Linked DNA regions of Mus musculus: region 1 is linked to region 2. The links are chromatin contacts, found by Hi-C or POLR2A ChIA-PET in ENCODE. All regions are on one chromosome and are shown on one strand. The core of a region is the stretch at or near the end of the contact, and the rest is flanking DNA. Distances in the headings are between cores, read along the strand shown. Region 1 has its middle 24 kb from the start of Fam126a. Region 2 holds the start of Nupl2 (nucleoporin like 2).

Evidence for each region. Hi-C counts contacts between places; a loop is a spot of excess contacts on that map. ChIA-PET counts read pairs that join two places held with the same protein, here RNA polymerase II (POLR2A).
Region 1: a loop to region 2 is called in a map of mouse embryonic stem cell, with 2.2 times the contacts of the local background. The contact joins the enhancer-like site here to the promoter of Nupl2 in region 2. A Hi-C loop is called at or near these places in 1 of 37 maps with a recorded cell type or tissue (mouse embryonic stem cell). POLR2A ChIA-PET finds 5 or more read pairs at or near these places in 1 of 5 experiments (embryonic stem cell).

What each region holds. Positions count from the first base shown.
Region 1 is chr5:24,051,762-24,057,998 of GRCm38, reverse strand. No RefSeq gene overlaps it. Among named protein-coding and RNA genes, the nearest start is that of Fam126a, 24 kb to the right of the region's middle. Within about 2 kb of position 4,603, at least 1 of the 3 ENCODE cell types and tissues checked has a DNase peak (open chromatin) inside an H3K27ac peak, as active enhancers do.
Region 2 is chr5:24,160,183-24,166,287 of GRCm38, reverse strand. Nupl2 (nucleoporin like 2) reads right to left here and starts at 1,325. Exons shown (of 7, transcript NM_153092.4): 1 at 1,085-1,325. The coding sequence starts at 1,211. It overlaps Klhl7 (kelch-like 7), which reads right to left. Exons shown (of 11, transcript NM_026448.3): 11 at 5,057-6,105.

The DNA of each region.
Region 1 (6,237 bases), core at 3,354-5,853, 110 kb after region 2:
AGGATAGGTACCACTTCTTTTTCTAAGTTTATTTTTCTCTGCTTTGAGAATCTCATTGCAATCTTAAACTAAGGTGCCCACATTTATTCAACAAGTCCATTTCTAGGGTTCGAGAGCTAGCTCAAAGGTTGAGAGCACTAATTGATTCCCAGCACCCATATGATGATGGCTTACAACAGTCTCTAGCTCCAGTTCCAGGGGATCTGGCACCATCTTCTGGCCTCCTTGGGAACTTCATGCACATGCAGGCAAAACACCCATACACATAAAATAAAAATAAATACATTTAAAGAAGCACACATCTTCAATAACTTCTACAGTTGTGACAGCAGTTACTAAATGCCTGTGTTAAACCAGAACGTTTTAAGGAGAAAGACCAATTCCCCGAATATCTAATTAGAGCAAGCTGTATTTTAGAGGTACATCTGGGGCTGGCTGTCTTACCTTAAGTTGGGATTTTTTGAGAGCAGCCCTAGATGTAAGGAAAACATTAATTTTATATAGCTCAGGGGTAGGAACTTTCCAAATGGAATAGTTGTCCGGCAAAATAGGTGGGGTTACAGGAACAGAACATAAGTATTTCATGTTAGTTAGATATAACAAACAAACTAACTCCTGAAACAAAGACATGGTTGCCGTTCCAGACCCATTGTAGTTAGGTTACAAATGGGGCATAGCTCAGTTCTTGAGAAATAGAGGATTAATCATAAACAGGCCTAGACCTTCTTTGTCTTTACTATACAATGGCTTTTAACCTAAGATGGGGGCAGGCTGGTTCCTTGTCTGCTCTGCAGGGGGTTGTGTGTGGTTTCTTCTCATTCCCATGATACCTATGAAGCAGAAGTCAGTATCACTGTTGAGTATGCCCCCTTCTCCCCAGCATAGCTGTAGCCATTTTGTTCCATGCCTGCCAGCTATTTCATATTGCGGCTGCCAGTCATTAACAAAGAAAAATAACATGACTAAGAGCAGACTCATGCAGATCACATATCCTGTTAAGTTCTGCATGGTCTGAGGTTTGTTAATCTTAAGAAATCTGACCAGGCTTTATGTGAGGCCCATCAAATTTAAGGTCAATATGGACTGTTTTGTCTAAAATGGCTTGAGTCAGAGCCGACCACCAGGCAGCACTTCCTGCCCCTGCATTTGAGCTCACTGTGATTTTTATGTTTTTTTTTTTCCTTTATAAGCTGACAGAAAAAGATGTTCAATGTTGTGGCTCAGCCTCTGTGTGAGCTATGGTCCTGATCAATGAGTCTTAGGGTGAGCATTCAATAAACCATCCCTGTCTGACTGAGATGGGTGTTCATGTGGTTTGTGGGGTGATTCTTGGACCCCCAACAATCACTACTTTACTAATCTTTCCTCAGGCAGGACTTTTATTAACTAGTTTGTGAAAAGAACAAGTTTTGTAATTGTTTTACTTGACTCCAAAGCCTTTGAAATTTTCATTCATCACTCTGGCTAAAGACATACCTAGAAAAATAAATAGAAATTACTGGAAAATTTAAATATAAACAAAAGGGAAAGCAATGTGATGTAATGAAGCCTATATATCCCTCATTTATCTTCAATGACTAATTCATTCAATCTTATTCCCTTTTTACTGGCTTACTATTTCTTTAACATCTCCTCCTTCTACTCATCTATTTTGCAGTAGAAATAGATATGATGTTACTTCATTTGAAAAAAATATGTACTTTCAAAAGGTAAATGTTCTAGACAAACAAAAATATTTGTCATAGTTGGCATCCTAGTTTCATTTACTTTATTGTTATAAAATACTCTGATCAAAAGAAGGCCACAAGTGATGGCTTATCTGTTTAGAGTACTTGCTGTTTCTCTGAAGGGCTTGGATTCAATTCCTAGCATCCACATAGTGGCTTACAACCAATCATAACTTCAGTATCAGAGATCCTAACACCCTCCCTGACCTTCTAGGTTACTAGGCATGAACTCGGTGTATATACATACACACAGGCAAAACACTCATGCATATGCAGTTCAGAACCCCTTGCCTAGGTGCCCCCTACAGTGGGCTGAGGTTTCCATATCAATTAACTTTGTTGAGACAGTCCCCCATAGACATGCCCACAGGCCAACTCAGTGTAGACAATCCCTCACTGAGACTCTCTTCCCAGCTGATTTCTGAATTATATCAAATTGAAAACTAAAGCTAGCCATCACAGCTGGGTATTAAAGTGTTTCTCCAGTGCCATTTAAACCTTGTTTCCCTTGCAGCAGAGTTTGGAAGTGGGCTTTTGGGAAATGACTGGCTAATGGAGGGTCTGACTTCATTATCGGCAAATTCACAATTTGATGGGAAGTGATAGAAATTAGGTAGAACCTTGTTGGACATAGGATGTTATTTAACGGTATGTCTTTAAAATATGTACTTTTACTGGTCCCTTCCTGTCTGTCTCTTTTCTGCTTTCTGGCTGTCCTGGGGAGTTCATGTTCCTTCTGTTTTAAGATTCTACCTCACTACAGATCTAGAAGCAACATGGGCTGAAACCTCTGAAACCTCTTACTAAATTAAAACACATCTTTCTCACTTAAGTTATCAGGTTATCTTGTCACTTCATTTCAACATTCTAACACAGTGACTAACTATAATACTATTATTGCAATAAAATAAATAGGCTATACATTTCTTAACATTTCATCCATATTCATATTTTACTTTCTTTATGTGTTATGTTTATGTGTTTCTTTATATGTTATTTATGTATATATGTATGTGCATGTGAGCATATGTTCATGTGTGTGCGTGGAGACCAAATGACAGCCTTAGGTGTCATTCCTCAGGGGCCATTGACCTTGTTTTTCAGACTGAGTGTCTCATTGGATGTAAACTCTAAGAAGGCCAGGCTGACTGAATATCAAACACCAGAAACCATTTGTCTCTGCTTCTCCAGCTCTTGGATTACAAGCATGTACCACTACACCTGGTTTTGTTTTTTACTGTGGATTCTAGGGTTTGAACTGAAGTCCGTGTGTCTGCAAGACACTTTACGTATGGATGGAGCTATCCACCCATCTCTTATACATTATTTTATTCAGTTTGTTGCTTGAATAAGGATGAGTAGAACCAATTTTCTTTCTGTTTTACTTTTGTTTGATGTTTAACTTACTTAAAAATCTTGTTTGGTTTATGTTGGACTATCTACACAGCAAATTAAGCTTGAGGGAACTAAGAAAACTGTAGCTGTATTTTGTGTGTTGGTAATTGTGTCTCTACATCCTCTGAAAGCCCTTTGGCTGTTAAGCATTTCTGATGTTGCAGTTATATTCTTTTTTTTAAATTTTCTTTATTTATTTATTATATGGTACACTGTAGCTGTTTTCAGATACCCCAGAAGAGGGCAGCAGATCTTTTTACGGATGGTTGTGAGCCACCATGTGGTTGCTAGGATTTGAACTCAGGACCTTCAGAAGAGCCGTTGGTTCTCTTAACCACCGAGCCATCTCTCCAGCCCAGTTATATTCTTTCTATTGTATTAGAAACCCAGAAATTGGCACACACATGCACTAGCAAAAGACCTGGAATTCATTATGATATAGTTTCCATATTTACATTGAGGTCTTGACCTCCTCCCTTTCTAAGAAAATCATGGGAAGAAATATCCTAGTAGAGAGAGATCTGTCCATCATAGTGTGGGGAAGGAAAAAGGACCACCTTCCTACATAAATATTCTGCACGTCTCATGAACATTCACAACAACGTCTTAAAAATCCACCACAAAGAACCAGAGGGCTACCGACTGCCCCCTTTGGGTGTACCTGCTGCGCTTTCTCTCTCCAGAGTGTATACCCTTTGCATTGCTAAGTAAACTCCACTTAGACTGTGTGTGTCTCTTAGCTGTGCTCTCTCCCTTGAGAAGACAGAAGGAGGAAAATGTTTCACTGGTAACATCTATAACTACACTCAGGGCCACAGGAGCTAGTAACCCTTCAGTAACAAATTGTAGATAAACTAACAAGTGACTATGCCACCAGGGCACTATGGCAGGAGTCAATCTCAATGCCATTTCATGAACATGTATGCAAAGGTTGCAGCATTTGAGCACCATGACTAAGCAGGTTTGTTCAGTATCCTTTGCTGACTGCTTACAAGCTAAAGGATCAAATGAATACAGAATTTGCATATAGACCTGAATAATTAGAATGCTACAGAATAAGAAATCTAAGTGTTGTACATATTTCGTTTAATATTTCCTATAACAGAAATACTTAGAGTACATATCTAGACTCTAGTCTGATGGTGTTGCAAGGCTTGAAGTGAGTGATGCTGCCTCAGGTCTTTCTCCTTCCTTCCAGCTCATGGTGGGTGACGCCCTTCTTTCCTTTTGTCTTTCCAGAGACCCTTAGCAGCTATGTTTCTGCTTTGCTCCACATCTTTAGTTTACTAAGTTAATTTTACCAAGAGCTCTGATACCCACACGTATGCAAATGCTTGTTTAAGGGGAAGCTAACGAGGGATCATGGGACGGGCAGCAGGGCCCTTGAGCTCGTCTGTAATTTGACTCCTGTTACTAGAAATATTCATATCTTTCCAGGGAGGTTAAAAATATAACATTCATTTGTGGTCAGTAGAATCTATTCAGTGCAGTCTCCGGGGAAGTCTTGAAAAACAGAACAAAACAAACCGCTGGTGTCCTTGGCCTTCAGCCCATGGAATGTCAAGGTCCTTGGCATTAAGCCAGCATTCGCTCTAGTAATCAAAAATATATTCATGCAGCAGTTAGAATAATTATACATTATAATTATGTATAACAGCTCAAGTATAGTGATTAATAATGACCACAAATAAATGGGATTTAGGATGTTTTTCTTAATTTTATAATCTCCTTTGCTCGTGAAGAACAATATAAATTGCCATGGGTATTCCTGACATTGTGGTAGAGAAGGAATAAACCAAACTTTTATTATTTTGTGTTTTCTCAATGAATCAGAAATGCAATAATATACATTCAGTGTTGTGATTGGTAGAGCATCTCAATTACAATAAAGAACATTTTATAGAGTCGTTCTCTAAGTGGATGGCAAATATTTGCTTCAAAAACTGTCTGTAAGGGCCTTTGGCCTCAGCCCCATAAAGCACAAAACCATAAACATCCACTGTGCTCAAATAAAGTTAAAAAAAAGAGAGAGAGAGAGAGAGAGAGAACATCAAATAACTTCAGAAGCTATTTATTATAAACTTTCTCCAAAGTACCTGTTAGTCTTCAAGATGACAAAATTAAATAACCTACTACCAACTATAACATTAAAACTCAAAGCAAACCTAGGAACTTCTGTCCAAGAGTTTAAAGTGAATGCTTCCTAATGCTGTCATTTCTCACTGTTAAAGATGATAAAGAGACAGAAAAAAATGTCCTAAACAGTTCTTCATAAGCCGCGGAGTGAACCATGAAGCCACAGTTTCACTCTGCTGAGCTTAGTGGTAAAAACCTCCCTCCTTACTATGGTTGCTCAGAGCCAGCAGTGTTCAGGGAAACCACAGCAGTTTGTCCCGCTGCTCTGGAGGATCAGCTGATCCACATGGGCAAAGGTATAGCAGGGGTCGGGAGAGGTTCAAAGCTCCTGGATGAAGACGGTGGGATGAAATGGTTGAGAAGGGACAGACATGGGGAGAAGGACAAGAGCTTCCAGAGTTGTCCTTGTCTGCGTTTTAGGTCTGGAAAAGGCCACAGGCAGATTTGTTTTATTTTTTCCTATTTCTGGTTGTACTTTACAAGGTCACTTACAAGTGAAAATACTTAACTGGGGAGATAAATAAAATTTCCAAAATATTCCCCCTTCACTCACAGATAATACTCTCCACAGGGCGGCAGGCAGGGAGGGAACAAGCAGCAACTGTGTGTCAAGCCAGGGAAATGTTAGTGATCCCCCAAACACACACAGGAGCGGATCTGATGCAACTCACAGCAGAGGCTTTATTCTATTCGAGCTAGCTCGCACACCCCACCCACCCCAGTGCCCCGCCTGCTGTCATGCAGGACGGTTTTGGTGGTGGTGGAGCCCCGAATGTCTATGAGGCAAGGTTTTATAGTAAGCAGCAAGCAGGAAGTACCTGAGCAAGCATCTAATTGGAAGCTCTTGTGGCCTTTAACATGATTGGCTGGTGCTGGGCGTCATGTCATAAACTTAACTTCCGCTCCCTTCTGCATTGATGGTCGTTAGGTAGAAGGTGGGCTTGTAACCTGGGGTGCAGGTTTGTTGGGGGAATAACCT
Region 2 (6,105 bases), core at 76-2,575:
TTTGACAGAATAGGATATGCCCAGCTCTCACAGGAGGAGGAACAGGAAGCTACGTAAGATGGAGCAGAGCAGAGGGAAAGAGAGAGGTATTTAAGGCCCAAATGTGGGCCTTAAAATTACAAAGCATTCTTTTTCTTTCTTTTCATTCTAAAGTTTTATTTGTATTTTTCCCCTAATTATCTATCTACTGAACATTTACTTGCAAATTACTACATTTAAAGTAGGTTTCCAGAGACCAAATGGCAAACATTCCTCTCAGCAGTCCCTGGGAGTATACCAGTATCTATCGGAACCTGACTCCTAATTTGGAGTCTTTCACTAGAAGCATTGTAGATGATACAATCTGTCTCCTCCACGAAAAGACTGGAAATATGAAACCAGCATGAACACAGGGGCTGGAGGAGCCTTAAAGAGAAGGGGAAAGAGAAGCACCCACTGACAACGTCACGAACTAGGTTCCACTGGGCAGTGGTAGCACATGACTTTAATTTCAGCACTCAGGAGGCAGAGGCAGGTGGATCTCTGTGAGTTCAAGGCCAGCCTGGTCTACAAAGAGTTTTTCAGGACAGCTAGGGCTGTTACACAGAGAAAGCCGATCTCTGAAAACCTAAAAACCAAAACAAACAAAAAACTAGGTTCCAAAATTAAGAGAACAAAACGTATTTATCTGACTTCTAAAACCTTGTTTTGTGCTGGTTTAATGTCTAACCCCTGAATACCCTTTCCACAAAACTTGTAAGGTTCTTGACCCAGTGTCGGAAGCTACTAACTAAAGCCCAGATTTTAAGAGCTTGTGATCACGGACAAGGAAGGGGAAAGAGTAGAGAAAGGGGTCTGAATGAACCCACGTGAATTCTCCCTACCACTGCCATTCACCAAAAAGGAGGTTTTGATGAAGATATCTCTAATTTAAAAACGCAGTGTTTGACAGGAGCACCCAAGTCCAAACGCCTGTCCACGTGTGACGATCAGAAACGACTTGTCAAACTACTGGGGGTGAGACGTCGCATGCCAGGGCAGGGGCCCGGGGTGGAGGTGTGCGTCCGCAGCAAGTGGCCCTGGCTCAAGGCTCCCAGACCGTCACCTGAGGGTGGCTGCTGCTGCGGTGGCGGCTGCCGAGCCCCGCCCGCACCCCGGGCGCCGGGATGCTCGTTCCAGCAGCGGTCTCCGAAGCGGCACCGGCCTTGAAGGAAAAACTGGCATATGGTCATGGTAGCGCCGTCCCAGCTCGACCCTGCTCGCGGTCGCCGGCGAGGGCCCAGGCTCCAGCAACCGAGGCCCGGCTAGTGTGACGTCATCGCCCCGCGCCCAGAGGCTCTGTGACCAGTGTGCCGTGAGCCGCGTGGGCTTTAGCCAATGGGATTTAAGAAGAGCAGAGCTGTCAGCGCTCGGGTATGCTGAAATGGGACGCGGTCGTTGGATCCCTGACCCGGACCCGGACCCGGACCTGAACCCGGACCCGAATCTAGAGAATACCAGATATAGCAGACAACCAGCAACCCTCTAGTTGGCTGTATACAGTCTGCGAGACTCATTCGTTCTTTACATTTACTTGGGGGGGGGGGAGGTAAAAATGGGCTTAACAACGAAAAAAAATCTGTTTATCAAGAGAGATTATTTACAGAAAGCCAGCTGTAACCAGGAAACAGGACTCAATGCAGGCGAAAAGCATCTATTAGTTTCTTAGTCGGTAATGTCTTAAAATTTCACGTAAATGTTGCCTTTTGAAATTTCATCAGGAAAAATGACAAAGAGTAAAACCGACACAGAAGCAGCCCGATTTTCCTCAGGAGCAGTTTCAGATAAAGGTTTTCTGAAAGTATCCAATTTACTGTTTTTTGTTTGTTTTGTTTGTTTTGTTGAGATACGGTCTTACTAGCTGGCCTCGAACCCACAGAAATCCACCTACCTTAGTGCTAAGATCAAAACCGTACACCCACTACGTTTCATTTATTATCTTTACAGTTCTCATGCAGGACCCTGTATCAGTATAAAACAAGTACATTATATAACAATGAAATGAAATTGCTCTTGGAAATTAAAATTGGAGAATGGGGATAAACTAAGAGTTGAAGGCAGCTTAGAGACTCCTCAGACTCAAAGTATACCTTGAGTCTCATTTTATATTTTGGTTATGCTAGAGGATGGAGAGATCAAAAGCAAAACTCTAACTAGTAATCCTAACACTTGTGATGGTAAATACTGTCAACTTGATTACTTTTAGAATCACCATAGACACAAATCTCTGGACTTGGAGGGTCAGACTTAGATCCCCATAGATACACACCTTTGAGCATGTCTGTGAAGATGCTTTCACAAAGGTTGAACTGGAAAGATGTACCCTTAATGAGGACTGCATTCTCAAAGGAGTGGGCACACACTGAATAAAAAGGCAAATTCAAGTTGAACATCCATTGCTGTTGCTAGACTGCAAATACAATGTGCCCAGCTGTCTCATGCTCCTGTTGAAATCCCGTCCAAGCTGTGCTAGACTGTACCTTAATCTGTGAGCCAGAATCAACACATGCTTCTGAGGTTGCTTTTACCAGGGTTTGTCATAGTAATAGGAAACACAATCTAGATAGCTCTATATGTAGGTGTAATCTAGCATGGTCTCAGTCATCCTCCTGCCTCAGCTTACCAAAGTGAGAACTGCCACTATTTTGAATCTTCACACCCGCCCACAACAAATTGAGTTATGTTTAAAAGGAGTAAAACTGGTAATATCAGAGTGAAACCTTAAAAATCTTTGGAGGAAAAATTAAGGGGTTCAAAAGGATCAATCAGGATTTAATGCTGCAACCCACAAAATGCTCTTTCATAATACCAGTTTACTGAAGTTTAATGAGAACTGGTTTGGTGCCATATTGGATGGAGTAAATTGGATTTTACCTAATGCAAACAGTCAAAAAAGAATATAGATTTAGTTGAATAACTTTATTAAATGGCACATTTTGATATTGGTGTATTAAAATGCCTCATGACTCAAACATTTTCATGACACTATAATGACAAGTTTTAAAAACTAGACCACAGAGCCACAGTTACTGTTATAATATGGAACAAGTTTTGTCTACTAAACATTCATACTCAAATTGTGATTCTCAAAAGTAAAACCCATGTATCATCAAAATAAAGCACTTCAAAGGACAGAACACTGACAAACCCAGTATCTACTGAAATGAAAGCAGAGTACATTATAGGAAAGGAACTTTTTGAAAAAGTAATGAAATGTACTTTATATACAAAGAAATTTGAATACAAAGCAATTTGTATATGAAGTAATATACTTTGAATAGTTTACTTTTACCCATTATCCTTTAGAATTGTGAATGATAGTTCTGGTTTGGGGGAAGACGTGTTCTTATTAGGAACATGATACAGGTTATTAGGAGTAAAGGAACTTTATAGAAAGCTTTATAAAATGTTATGTGTTCTAGTTAATCAGCAGCCTAAAAAGAACAGCTAATATAGTCAAAATATTTTAACAGTGCTGCCTATTCTACAGGGGTAACTGCTCTATCAGTGTGATTACAGTGTAATAAATGAGTATTTTGTCATCAGAAAATTTAGCTATGTTAACAATTTTTCTCATGTTTTCCTGCATGTATGCATGTGCTTCATTGTGTGCCTGGTACTTGAGGTAGCTAGAAAGAGGGCACTGAATCCCCCTAAACTAGAGTTGTAGATGATCGTGAGCCTCCGAGTGGATGCAAAGGACCACACCCAGGTCCTTCTGCAAGATACAGTGCCACCTCTCCAGCTTCAAATAGCCACATTTTTTTTTTTCGTTTTTTCGAGACAGGGTTTCTCTGTGTAGCCCTAAGCTGTCCTGGAACTCACTCTGTAGACCAGGCTGGCCTCGAACTCAGAAATCCGCCTGCCTCTGCCTCCCAAGTGCTGGGATTAAAGGCGTGTGCCACCACTGCCCAGCTCAAATAGCCACATTTTAAAATAGTGCAAATTTCAACATCTTACATAAAAATATTTACAACAGTCAGAGACTGAGAAGCCAGATTGAATCAGTTTGAGCCAGAACAGCTAAGTTGAACCAGCCAGAGTATAGAAAGAGCTAGAAAGGGTGAGCTTGTTCAGCAGTAAGTCTCAAAAGATGAAAACATTCTAGGCCTAGATAAGATTGTATGGAGGCTGGAAGCTTCCAGGACCTCACCTAGGTTAGCAGACAGAGGCAGTGAGCCTGAGATGACAATTACATCAAGTGAATAAAAGATCATTTTACAGTCTAGAGGTGGAGGTTGTCTAAGGCTGGAGTTTGTAAGAGTGTACTGGGTTAAATAGTGTTCCTCACAAAATTCCTATCTATCCAGAACTCCAGAATGCATTTCTACTTGAAAACAGGATCTTTGCAGATGTAAGTGGTTTAAGACAAAGTACTAGAATCCTTCTGATGTGGTGGTGCATACTTTTAGTCACAGCATTTAGAAAGCAGAGGGTGGGTATCTTAACTCCAGGCCAGCGGGGGATGGCTCCAAGGTTAAGGGCACTAGCTGTTCTTCTAAGTACCTGGGTTCAGTTTCTAGAACCCACGTGGTGGTTCACAACCAGATTCGGGAGATCTGACCCCATTTTCTGACTTCTGTGGGCACCAGGCATACAGATGGTATATATTCATTCATATGTAAGTTAAAAAAAAGAATGGTTCAAATAAATGCTATTTACAAAAGAACTAAGTGAAAATAGTTACACAAGAGAAAGAAATGACCATGAGAAGATGAAGGTGTAAGACTGCAGTGCAGCTCTAGGTATAAACTAAGAAGTAAATGTCAAGGACTACTGGCAACCAGCAGCAGGGGTGGGAATGGGGTGTGTGGCGGTTTTGCCCAATCCTCCAAAAGCCAGATTTGAGACATCTGGCCTCCTAAACAGTGAAAATATATTGGTTGGTTTAATCCATTAAGCAAGCAGTAGTTTGTAGCAGTGTAGCAAGCTAGCACATGGGAATAGGAGTGACTACAGTAAGTACAGGGCTTCTTTCGGAGGAGTTATGAAAACACTTGAAAAATACAATGATGACTGTACACAGTGCATATAAACATACTTTTTAAAAAAGATTTATTTATTATATGTAAGTACACTGTAGTTGTCTTCAGACACTCCAGAAGAGGGCGTCAGGTCTTGTTACGGATGGTTATGAGCCACCATGTGGTTGCTGGGAATTGAACTCAGGACCTTTGGAAGAGCAGTCAGTGCTCATAACTACTGAGCCATCTCACCAGCCCCGCATATAGACATACTAAAAGCCACTACATTAGTACAGTTTAAATGGGTGAACTGTATGCTTATGAATTACATCTCAATAAAGCTGTCTATACATAAGAACTTGACAGATAAATCCTGTCACTTTTCAACTTCACTTTTAATTTAAACATTTTAGAGTCTGTTCTAACTTCCATTCAGAGAAAAATTTTAAATGGAAACTTTCACAAATTTAAGAAATATTAATGAACACACGTAGAATGAATAAACAAAGCAAATCTATTTAAGTTAAAAATATTTAATATCAGATAAAAACATTGATTGACAGTTTAACATGGCACATTTCATACATAGTCAAAGGGCAAAACATTACTGAGAAAAATTAATAGGCCGTTTGGTAATTTGTTGTCCACATAAAAGCAATGAATAATGATATACTTAATGCCAATTATTACAAAACTTTTAGAGAAAACTCAGTTACCTCTAACATGTTCTGCTAGGAGAAAAGAAAACTGTATTTTTTAAAATCCATATGCTACTGGGCTACAATTATCAGTGCTTTTCTAGTAATCTAGAAATTTCTTCCAACAGCTTTTCTTCTGTTGGTCAATCGTTCCTACTGATTGGCTCTCGCATAGAGAATGAGGACATAGAGTGCTTTTTACACTGCTGAGTAAAACCATATGAATTAATGATGGGTGCTAAGCTTAATATTTTATACAAAAATGTATAATATTTCATTTAATTGGACTGAATATATTATTTCATGAGTAACTGGGTACAGTTAAGTCCCAAAAATCTGAGAAGTTTTGTGAGAAAGTGTGTATGTTTAAGCCATTTTTGCTTACTTTAAAATGGAATAATTTGGCACTAAATGAAATAATGAAG